3 separate regions of the Homo sapiens genome follow, and all the other regions are linked to region 1. The links are chromatin contacts, found by Hi-C in ENCODE. All regions are on one chromosome and are shown on one strand. Each heading gives the region's core, a stretch centred on a gene start or an enhancer-like site at or near the end of the contact. The rest is flanking DNA. Distances are from core to core; before and after follow the strand shown.

What was found. Hi-C counts contacts between places; a loop is a spot of excess contacts on that map. Pooled maps may share reads with other maps.
Region 2: a loop to region 1 is called in a map of heart right ventricle, with 5 times the contacts of the local background. The contact joins two enhancer-like sites. A Hi-C loop is called at or near these places in 4 of 168 maps with a recorded cell type or tissue (Right ventricle myocardium inferior, gastrocnemius medialis, heart left ventricle and 1 more) and 8 of 50 pooled maps.
Region 3: a map of heart right ventricle shows a loop between it and region 1 (2.8-fold over the local background). The contact joins two enhancer-like sites. A Hi-C loop is called at or near these places in 4 of 168 maps with a recorded cell type or tissue (A673, heart right ventricle and left ventricle myocardium inferior) and 10 of 50 pooled maps.

The regions. Positions count from the first base shown.
Region 1 is chr6:164,108,211-164,111,875 of GRCh38, reverse strand. No RefSeq gene overlaps it. Among named protein-coding and RNA genes, the nearest start is that of QKI, 700 kb to the right of the region's middle. RefSeq lists an enhancer at 3,465-3,665. Within about 2 kb of position 2,020, at least 12 of the 41 ENCODE cell types and tissues checked have a DNase peak (open chromatin) inside an H3K27ac peak, as active enhancers do; they include gastrocnemius medialis, heart left ventricle and heart right ventricle, where a contact is called at or near this core.
Region 2 is chr6:163,287,576-163,291,240 of GRCh38, reverse strand. The region is part of intron 4 of PACRG (parkin coregulated); the gene reads right to left. Among named protein-coding and RNA genes, the nearest start is that of PACRG-AS1, 35 kb to the left of the region's middle. RefSeq lists an enhancer at 1-368. Within about 2 kb of position 1,605, at least 5 of the 41 ENCODE cell types and tissues checked have a DNase peak (open chromatin) inside an H3K27ac peak, as active enhancers do; they include gastrocnemius medialis, heart left ventricle and heart right ventricle, where a contact is called at or near this core.
Region 3 is chr6:163,553,298-163,556,962 of GRCh38, reverse strand. The region is part of intron 4 of QKI (QKI, KH domain containing RNA binding); the gene reads right to left. Among named protein-coding and RNA genes, the nearest start is that of QKI, 140 kb to the right of the region's middle. Within about 2 kb of position 2,094, at least 5 of the 41 ENCODE cell types and tissues checked have a DNase peak (open chromatin) inside an H3K27ac peak, as active enhancers do; they include heart right ventricle, where a contact is called at or near this core.

The DNA of each region.
Region 1 (3,665 bases), core at 771-3,270:
CACAGCTGAGCTGAGAGTGAGCACCTGGCCAGTCTGTCTTGCCACTGTGTCCCCACACTTAGAACAGAGACACAGGGCAAGTGCTCAACAGGCATGGTCTGGCTCCATGACGAAGGAGAGGGGTGCAGTCAGGAGTCAGAAACAGGCAGAAAGGAGCTGATGCTGGCTGGGCCCCGTGCATGGCTTCCGGCTGACTTCTTACACACTGGTAGTCCCTCTGAAGTGAGATACCAACTCTTTCTCTTACAGAGAGAGAAATGTGAACTTGCCATCCCACAGTACATTCATCCCAAGTGAAGAAGGCCAAGTGAGAAACACAAGTGAAGAAACAAAAGCATACCCTGAGTTCTAACATGCCACGCCAGGAGTGTCATCCCTGTACCGCAAACCTCCCTCCCTCCTTTTTAGCAGTGTCCCAGTTGTTGCTGCCATTGAGGGAACCCTCTTTAAACATCCCTATTTAAGCCCGACTGTGCGGGGTTCTTGAGGATAGGTGGGGACAAGGGTGAGCTCCACTGGAGAATCCTGAGAAGGTCTTTTCCAGCTGCTCTGGAAGAGCTTCTGCGAGCCACTGTCTGCTCCTCCTCTCAACATTGTCTGCCCAAACGTGGGTCTCAAACCTACATCTTAGTTCGCCAGCAGCCACCAGTGGAAAGATGGGCCCGAGCGCCGCATGCTGTTGGAGATGGAGCTGTCAGTTGAGTAAATCCCAAAGCCCACCAAGTGAGGGTGGCCAGTTTCCTTGCTGTTGAAGCCCCTTTGGTTGGGCTCTCTGCCACTCAGAGGCAGCAGCTTCGTAAGATGTAATGATCATTTATCTACCCACGAGAGTGCATCAGAGAGATAGAACTTAATTTGCATTTGTCATATATTTTCTTGTATATTCAATAATGTATAATATTTTTAAATAAGCTTTATTTTTCCAAATCTTTTTCTATATTCGTGTCTGAAAGCAGACAACTTTAACGTTTCATCGTTATGTTTGCGATTATGACTGTCGAAACAAACTCATATCACAGGGTCTTTTGTAAGACAGACAACACGGTCAGGAGCGCAGTCCTGCATGCCGCACTGGCCTCCTCTCCTACTCACTTACAACCAGGACAACCTCCAGGACCTGTCTACACCTCTGCTGCTCCAGCTGTCACATGGGACTAATAATGTGGACGCCACAGTGTTCTGTGAGATTAGGTAAACTGATGCTCACACAGAGTTTCTCCAGTGCCTGGTGGGTAGTGAAAGAGCCACATGTATCATTATCACCATTGCTGCTGCCGTTGATATGAACCAAAGAGGAAGAAAAAGTGAAGAGTTGGCCCCTTCCCATGAGCGATCATCTAGATAGGGAGATAGATCATTGTTTTCATAAGATAAAAGATGCAAAAACACATGAATTGCAAACTTCGAGGGATTAAAGTGGAAGCCTCCACAAAGGGCCACGATGAGGACCTCGTGGTGAGATGGACAGAGACGCTCCTGGGAGAGGACGAACTGGGTTTACGAAGACTCTAGAAGAACCTAGAGCCTATGAAGGGTTCAGCCTTTAAATTATCCAGAGGGCAGCTTTTCACATTTTCTGAACAAAGCAGGGACAAAAACAAACAAAGTGTTTCAAGAAAATTTAGTTTAATTTTGACGCAGGTGAGGGCACAGAATCCAGAAGGCAAAGAGACCATTAAAGAGACGTCTTCAATGTCCAGGCTGGAAGGACAAGCTCGGTGGACTGGGGCTTGAATACAGCAATGATGATGATGGTAAAACTACCTCTAATTTCTCTCCCCCCTACTTATCCTCAACTAAAAACTAGCATTTTTCACTCCCAAGACTAGATAAAACACAAAAATTGAGAAAATGTTTAATAATGTAATTCTTTTTTAAAAAAAATAAAGTCGGTCAAAGCTCTTCCAACCACAAGAGGGCGTTCCTGGACCCAGCAGTGGAGCCGGGATTGCCCCGGGCATGGACGGAACTTGCACCAGGGCTGCCCACAGGTCACTTGTGCAAGTGGTTACCTGGGTAGTTACAGAAAGGAAACAGTGTCTGGCATTCACCTGCGCTTTGTGACATCATAGAATCTTAAAATCAAGGAGAGCAGCCTTGAGCTCTTATCAAACCTAAGAACATGTAGACTTATGAGAAGCAATTCAGGATTGGGACTTTTTTTGAGTGACTGCCAGGTGTAGGCAAAGCCAGAAAGCCCTGGCAACCCAAAACTGAAGGATCTGGGGCTTTCTTCCTGCAAGCTCTGCTCAGCGAGGGGCTTGTGCTCCTACAAGCTCTTTGCTACATAAGTCAAGCCAAACTTCCATTTCCCGACATGACATGGCCAAATAAGAGAAGGCCAGGTTACCAGAGATTAAAAATAGGACGTTGCTGCAGAGTCCTGGGACCGGCTGGCAAATGACACAGGAACTTTGGGAGCGCATGGACTCAGGCCAAGCGGCCGTCCTCACCCTCGGCCACCTCAGGGCAGGGACGAAGAGTAAGGTTCGCAGGAGTCCTGCCAGGAAAGGGCTGGGAGTCAGGGAAGGGTGGAGAAATCGCTTTCCTATGAGTCAAGGGACAACAGCTGTCACTGCAAAGGGGAGAAGAGCTGGAAAACTGGATCCAACCTTTCATAGAGCAGTGGCAGCTGAGTCGCAACAAACAAGCAGAAACACGAGGCCCTTAAAAAATACAGTAATTCAGGCGACATCAAAGCGGTGATTAGCACAGCTTCCTGGCGGTCTCTTTCTGTTTATTTATGGCACATTACACATTTTCATGCTATTTTCATAAGGTGTTTCTGCTGCCACAGTTCCATATTTGGGTGACAGAGTGTCTGAGACGTACCACAACTATTGGGCAACTCACCCCCAGCCACACTCGAAGTCAATGGCAACCACAAAAACAACAACCTCCCAAAAAAAGAGAAGCAAAAGAGAAAGTGTTCCAAGTGCTTCTTCCAGCAGCACGGGGACGCCCCTCCTCTGGAAGGAGAAGCAAGTGCATGGCCCTGTTGAGAGGGAGGGTGAGGTGGGGTGCAGGGGCAAACTTCGTCTTGATTCATGTTTGTAGACGGGGGAGATCAATGCCGGATTCTCACTGACATCCTGCTTTTCTTGTACCACACAGCCCAGCCTTTGATGGTGGGGATTAGTCCCAAAATTCTGGAGTTCACCACTCCTCCCGCTACACTGGCTTTATTTCAAATCTCTGTTGGTCCATGTCAACATCAGCGATGGGAGTTGAAAGAAGTAAAACAGTGACTCGTGCATTTTTCATTCTTCTCTTTGCTTCTTTCTTTTATAAAAGGTCAGGAGGATGATGAAAAGGAGACCTTTAGGAAGCAACTGCGACGTTCCATCTCATATCCACTAAAGGAGGTGCATTTCCGATTCAGACAAATTTAGTAACCATTTCCTCCAAGTCTGACTGCTCTTTACAATTAGGCTCCTGGAAAAATACATGTTGGTGTGTTTACAACATGGGAAAAATATGTCATCTCAGCATTCAGTGATAAAGCAGGTATAGGTCCCAACAGAAGCGAGGGTCAGGACAGGCAACGGGAAACATGTGCTCGCTGCTGGGTCCCAGGACTGAGTGACTCAGGAAAGCTGCTCAGACTTATCAGCTCTGATCCCTGGGACTTCAGGCTTCAAGAGATGTGGTTTGACGGGTGAGCT
Region 2 (3,665 bases), core at 356-2,855, 820 kb after region 1:
GCCAGCTCTGGCGGGCAGAGGGGACATCTTGCAGGGTGACCCGCAGGCCAGCTCGGGCAGGCAGAGGGTCATCTTGCAGGGTGACCCGCAGGCCAGCTCTGGCGGGCAGAGGGGTCATCTAGAGGCGGAGCAGAAACCTGAGAACCCAGACTCAGGGAGAGGCCGCTGGGCAGCCGGGCACTGAAGCCAGGAACACCGGCATTTGAGGTAAATGGCCAGGCCAGTGCCTTCCAGAAAGGAAGTCCATGTTCCGAGGAGTGGGAGAAACCGTTTGCTTACGAACCTTTGACCAGGAAAGCAGAGGGGCAAAGAGGCCAGTCAGAGGCAGAGAGGAGGCCCCACCGACGCAACCCTACCCGCCAATGCCCCTTCCTCTCCCTGACCCGGACCTCACGCTGAACTCATGCGCATCCGATTTCATTTAACTAAGGACATTTTTAAGTGACCATTGTGTGGAAGGCACTAGCTTAAGTGCTCTCCCATTGAGTCATGACACAGTAATAGCGACAGTGCTAACACCGTTGAATATTTTCTAGTGCCAGGAGCTGAACTGTGCCTAAATGCATTATTTCATCTAATCTTAGTAACTCAACTGTGAGGCAGGTGCTATGATTAGCATCCTTACTGAAAGTTGAGGCAATGGAGGCTTGGAGAAGTGAAGTGGTTTGCCCAGGTTCCCAGGAGTAAGTGGAGGCAGCCGCAGGTCCAGGGGTGGGGGCAGGCTGCGGGGCGCTCAGCCCCTTCTCCCCACCTTCTTCCCATTGGCTCAGTCCCTTGCATTTTCACAGGCGCAGGGGCAGCAATACTTTTTAGATTTGGGTCTGGTCAACGTTTTTGGTCCCTTGGAAAATTCTCTCCTACAAAATAGGTTATGAATGTAACCCAATCCCCATTAAGATGGTCACTCAGTGATTGCTGTGTGTGTGTGTGTGTGTGTGTGTGTGTGTGTGTGTGTGTGTGTGCGCGCGCGCGCGTGCATGCGCACATGTGCGTATGATAATTAAGTGAATTTGGAGTTGGCACAGGGTGGGGATTGGCCGTGACTTCTGGGTAGGGTAGTGGGTAACTGGAAGAGGACTGAGGCCGGGCGTGGTGGCTCATGCCTGTAATCCCAGCACTCTGGGAGGCCGAAGTGGGCAGATCATCTGAGGTCAGGAGTTCGAGACCAGACTGACTAACGTGGTCATTATAAACTGACCAACCCAGTCTCTACTAAAAATACAAAATTAGCCAAGTGTGGTGGTGCATGCCTGTAATCCCAGCTACTCGGGAGGCTGAGGCAGGAGAATCACTTGAACCTGGGAGGCGGAGGTTGCGGTGAGCCGAGATGGCACCACTGCACTCCAGCCTGGGCAACAAGAGTGAAACTCCACCTCAAAATAAAATAAAATAAAAAAGAAAAAGAAAAAAAAAACAGAAGAGGACTGAGTGGTGCTGTGGTCAAGGTGGGGGGCACAAGCTCTGTCCCTGCCCTGGCACCAGCTCCCCCTGTCCCCACTCCCGGTCTTCATTTCCTCATAGGTAAAGCAGGGAGCAGAATAACTCCCTCCTGGACTAGTACAGGGCTGGGGAGGACAACATGCGCCACACGTAGTGAGGATTTACCCGATGGACATGCTGTGATGGCTGGGACTGGTATTTAGACTGCAGCTATTAATAGAATGACATTGCAGAACTGGATTCATGATAAGGCTTCCTTAACTTTCATTTAATTCTATTTCAAATGAAATCTTAAGTATTTTAAAAAATTAAAAATATTTAGAAATAAATATTGAGGAGGTCAATGAAAAAGAATGAAGTTATTTACAAAAGAAAAACTGACTCAAGATTCATATGAGAACAACAACTACTCTTAACCTATAATGTCCCTAAGTGAATTGATTTGGAAATAGTTAGGAAAAGGAACCGCATCGTGAAAGCCATCTTGGAACTGATTAGGTTCTAACGCATTTAATGCCAAATCAGGAGAGCCAGTAAACTAAAACAATGAGATCAAAGCCGCAGCAAATACTCTGCACACCAGCGAGTCCTGACACATGGGAACTGGCGCAGGGTTCAGTCGGTCCACGGCCAAACTCAGTTTCTGCTCATGTGGGGTAGATATCAGTGCACGGAATTCCAAATTTGTTGGTGTGGTTTCCAGCGACCAGTTCCAGGCTCCCATCTGCATGCCACAGTCTAGCATCTCAATGGCAACTGGCTGACCTTGAGCCTGTCCTCGCTGATGGAGGGACTGCTTTTATCACTGTGTTTCACCTTTGCTGGGCACGACCTTCTGATCTCACTGTGGCAGTTCACAGTTAATTGCACTAAGGAAGGGCCGCATCTGAATAAGTCCCTCCTGAAGAACATGCAATCTGAATTCACATGTATTTCTCTTTAGAGTGCATTCCATGATGTTTTGCTACACACATACCCCCTAAATTGTAGTTATTTTAGATATTCTGTAGAACTAATTTATGGTCCCTGTATATTCCGGGAAGGTAATTGGGAAAGCCATTCAAAAGTGTTGAGTGGTATAGACGAGTATTTGGTCATAAAAAGTTCTCTATGCATTATTTTTCTTAGATAATCGAGAGCACATTTTATGCTGAAACTTCAGGCAAAGTGATGCATAAAATGAATCAGCATTATAAACTTGGCAACATGGGATTTTTAGTTTTATTAGTTCCCATTCAAAGGTATGACAGTCGCGAAACTCTTTTGTGCTCATTTAGAATTTCAAATGTAGGAGAATGTTAATAAGTGAATCTAATCCTTGTACTGATCCTGCTTAACAGAGCTTATTCTCCTGTTTTTCAGATGAGGAAATCAAGGCCAAGAAACTGTAACAGGTAAGTCCCAAAGTATGGAGGTGGCACACCAGGAGACAGGCCTGTCGGGCTCTTGCCACTGTGACGTCTACCTTTAATGACCTCGGTTACAGAATACCACGCACACGGAGCAATCAGGAAAGAAGGGCATTTCTTTACCACTGTCAGGTTTAAAATTCTTGTGGCTGAAAGCTCAAGATAACTCTGAAGGTGAATCAGACGCCAGCCCCACTTCAAACACCATTAGTGCTTGGCATTTCAAGCGCATGAGACGAAATTGCAATTAAGAAAACCTGAGAATCTCACTGAGCTTCTGCAACTAGCCATTATCACAAGATAAATGTCTTTTTTGAAAAACAAACTAAAAAGATGATACAGAATAAATGTTTGAATAATGTCTAAATTCTGTGGGGAAAAGAAAAGCAAGAACCCGGAGGCCTAGTCTCTCCAAATCATTTCCTTAATTTTTAAGAAAACAACAAAGCCAAATAAATAGCTTCTTCTGTGGTGTTTCTGAAAATGTGGGATTCTGAATGTGAGATCCTGAAAATCTCCAGGAACCTCCAGACCACAAAACCCTCAGCATGGCCACGGTCGGGCCACACCGTTCTGAGGTTTCCCAACTGCGCACGCCACACTCAGAGCAACACATGTACCCCGGTTCCTCGTTCAATTATTTTTCTCTGTTAAATGAGTGGAAAATAATGTCATCCATCTGGCAGGAGACTGGCTGGTGTTCTGTTTCTGGTGTTCTTTGCTCAAATGCTTCCATTCCAAGTGTTAAAAGACTATCTGTGTAAATGGTCAGGGCTCGGGGTGTCCCTTTGGGGTGATCTAAGAGAAGGTCAGGAT
Region 3 (3,665 bases), core at 845-3,344, 550 kb after region 1:
CATAGGGCAGATGAATATTTCCCTTGTATTTGTATGGAAAATATTATGGAAAGATTATTAAAGCACAACAAAGAATGTCTTTACTTTTGAAATGTAAAAGCTCAAAAATAGAACACACTCCTGCTAATAGCTAAAACCTGTGGTATCGGGGAAGTGCCTTGAGAATTTCAGAGTTTTTCAGATTTATAGAAAGATAATACACCACAGATTCTATAACACCCAGCAGAGTCTGGGGGATACGCCCATAATCCAGTCCGTAACAAACAGAAAAATACTCACACTAAGTGGGGTGAAGCAACTATAAACACAGTTTTCTGAACTTCTGGAGGCTTGCAATTAAGGATGACCAATTATGGGTATGTATAAATATATATATTTTAATTTATGCATATTAAGATATAGATATGTCATCAACTATGCCTTTTCTGTTGTTTGTTGTTTTTTTTTTTTTTTTTTTTTGAGGTGGAATTTTGCTTTTGTTGCCCAGGCTGGAGTGCAATGGTGCAATCTCAGCTCACTGCAACTTCGCCTCCTGGGATTCTCCTGCCTCAGCCTCCCAAGTAGCTGGGATTACAGGCATATGTCACTACGCCCAGCTAATTTTTTGTATTTAGTAGAGATGCGGTTTCACCATGTTGGTCAGGCTGGTCTCGAACTCCTGACCTCAGGTGATCTACCCGCCTCGGCCTCCCAAAGTGCTGGGACTACAGGCGTGAGCCACTGTGCCCAGCCATCATCAACTATGTTTAACAGCTATGTTAAAAGGATACAAACAGGTCACGTTTAATGTAATTTATACATTGTTCAACTTTTCTAGACTTAGACACTAGATCTTCATTATCCAATCATTTACGCTTCCTAACAAATGTGTGGTATTGGCAGTGCATTATCCCTGAGGCTCAGGCAGGGTAGGCAGCTTATCCAAAGCCACAAAAGTTCACATTGCAAACCTGGCTTCCAACCCAGAATACCTGATTCAAAGTCCTCATGTTTAACCATTACATTATACCTTCTCCAGTCTTATGATGCCTTTAAGTGGAAGTATCTTTTGAATTCATCAGACCACATGTTAGAAAGTAAGAAAATCATGTTTATTTAGTATTTTTAGATCTATATACTTTTAAAAAAAAACTACAACAAAGTAATCACCAGAGAGCTGAAACAAATGTGTATTTCCAAATCATTAAAACTATGTCAACTAAAAAAATAATTCGAACCACTGCCTATCACAAAGGCCCAAATTCTCCAGCATTCAGGGCATTGAACAGTTTACATGAGCAACCTTGCTTGCAAATGTTTTGCATTAGTCAAAATCATCTGTCCACAATCCCCGAGTAGACCTGGTACTTTCCTCTCCAAGTTAGGCTCCTATTGGAAGCATCCTATGTGTTCCTCAATAACACAGATCATCGTTTTCTCTCAGAGTGCAGGCTTTTTTTTTTTTTTTTTTTTTGAGCTGGAGTTTCGCTCTGTCGCTAGGCTTCAGTGCTGTGGCGTGATCTTGGCTCACTGCAACCTCCAACTCCCTGGTTCAAGCGATTCTCCTGAGTGCAGGCTTTTCTAAGAACTCTCACGCATACTGGTCTTGCTTTTATAAATTCATGCTGCTTATTTTTGGGGTGATCAATCATATATAGCCATGTGCTATCTCAGTTTTTCTATTTTTTGATTTTTAAAGAAATTTATCATGAATTGTATCCATAAACTAACCAATAACCAATAAACCCATGTTCCTTGTAACCCCCAAAGCCTTGCAAAAATGAATGTGCTCAACATATTTTAAAAAATGAATTAGTTTTCTATAAATTTGAAATAATGGGTAGAAAAGGTTTTCCAAACAAAAAAATACATGACTAATTTAATTGAAGAATAACAAATATCAGAGAAAAGAAAAAATGATGAGTGACCACATTTTATGAAGAATTTTGATGCCAATTACCACCTTGATCTGCTCCGACAGCTTTGGCAGACAGAAGATGACAGATAATTTGATTGACTTAAACAAAGGGGTTTATGAGAGGGAAGTGACAAAAAAGGATTTGTCTTTAAAGCCTCACTGTGCTATTTTGTGGATGGACTGCTGGGGGCGCCAGCGTGATTACTGAGATAGGTCATGAGCTTTAACATTGTCCAGGCAACAGAGAGGATGAACTGGACTGGGGTAGAGGTTGTAACAGAGATGAAAAGAGTTATGTTAACCTGACAAGGCATGATGATCAGTTGGACACAGAGGGTAAGGGAAAAGGAGAAATTGAACAATGTTGTTTAGGTTCTTGATTTAAGCAATAAAGTAGACGGTGGCTCCATGTAATGAGATAAAAATTGAGGAATATGGAATCAGAAGTTCTCTCTTGAAAGGTTACATCTGAAATACTTATCTTAAACACCTAAGTGGAGATGTCAGGTACACAGCTGAATATTCATCTGGTTGATCAACTTATTCCAACTTATCCTATACAGCTGGTAGAAAAATATGCTTTCATATTTCTTGAGTTTTTCTCCAAGATGATGTGGCAGTTACTAAGTTCCAAACTGAACTGCCATATGCTTTCCAATGCTTAAGTGTAGGGCTCTACAACTACTACTTCTTTGCCAGCCGGTTTTCTGTGAGGTTCTCAGAACTGAGGCATAGTGTGGGTGTAAAGCAGCCGACCCTGAAGAGCTGGATGAGGGAAAGAGATGTTCTCTTTCCCATGTGCGCTCCTTTCAGCTATGCACTTGCCAGAGGCAGCTGTCTCCTGGCTCCATGCTTCTTTCCCAGCACCTCTAGAACCAGTCTCATCGTGCAGCCCCTTCCCTCCATGCACACCAGAAGCAGCCAGCTAGGGTTCTCCCCTCTGAGCTCCTGAGGTTCTTGAAGTAGCTGAGAGACACCAAGCCAGGGTCTTGGTTTCATCATTACACAGGCTTTCTTCTCTTTTATTCCAGCCCTGGGGTAAAAGATGCTTTTTTTGCAGTCTCTAAATCTGTATTACAGCCTGTCTTTCTCCTTTTTCAGTTCTCAATACCTGTGTAACCAATCAACAACTTTCCACACATAAAGCAAGGTAGAGGGAAAGTGTCAGGCACTTTATTTAACCAGAAAAGCTTAAAACACTCAAACACACACAAATATGATGCTCCTCCTCCATTAAAACTATATAAAACTAACAAAGATTTGTACCTTAGGACAATATGTTCTGCCTCTCTTCAACAAGGTATAAACAGATCCACTGAAAAGTAACAATCTCAGAAAAACAAAAGCCAAGTCTCAATAATAAGTACTTACTTCTTCTAATGCTAAATACGATACAATCTGTGATTTTATTAATAGTAATAGTAATCTTAACAGGCATGATAAACTTCTGAAGGATTTATATGATTCACAACTCCGGCTACATACTAGCATTAGTAGAGCCACATCAATTTATAGATTAAAAAAAAAACACCTCCAAAGTTGATTGTTATTTTAGACGGATATTATTAGATGATATGGTTGGGCTGGAAGGTGGGACATATAAATACCAATTGGGAGTTTAATAGAGCCTTGTTCTACAAAAGAAGATAAAAAATAGGAACCTGAGCTGGGCATGGTGGCTCATGCCTGTAATCTCAGCACTTTGGGAGGCCAGGTGGGTGGATCACTTGAGGTCAGGAGTTTGAGGCTTGCCTGACCAACATGGTGA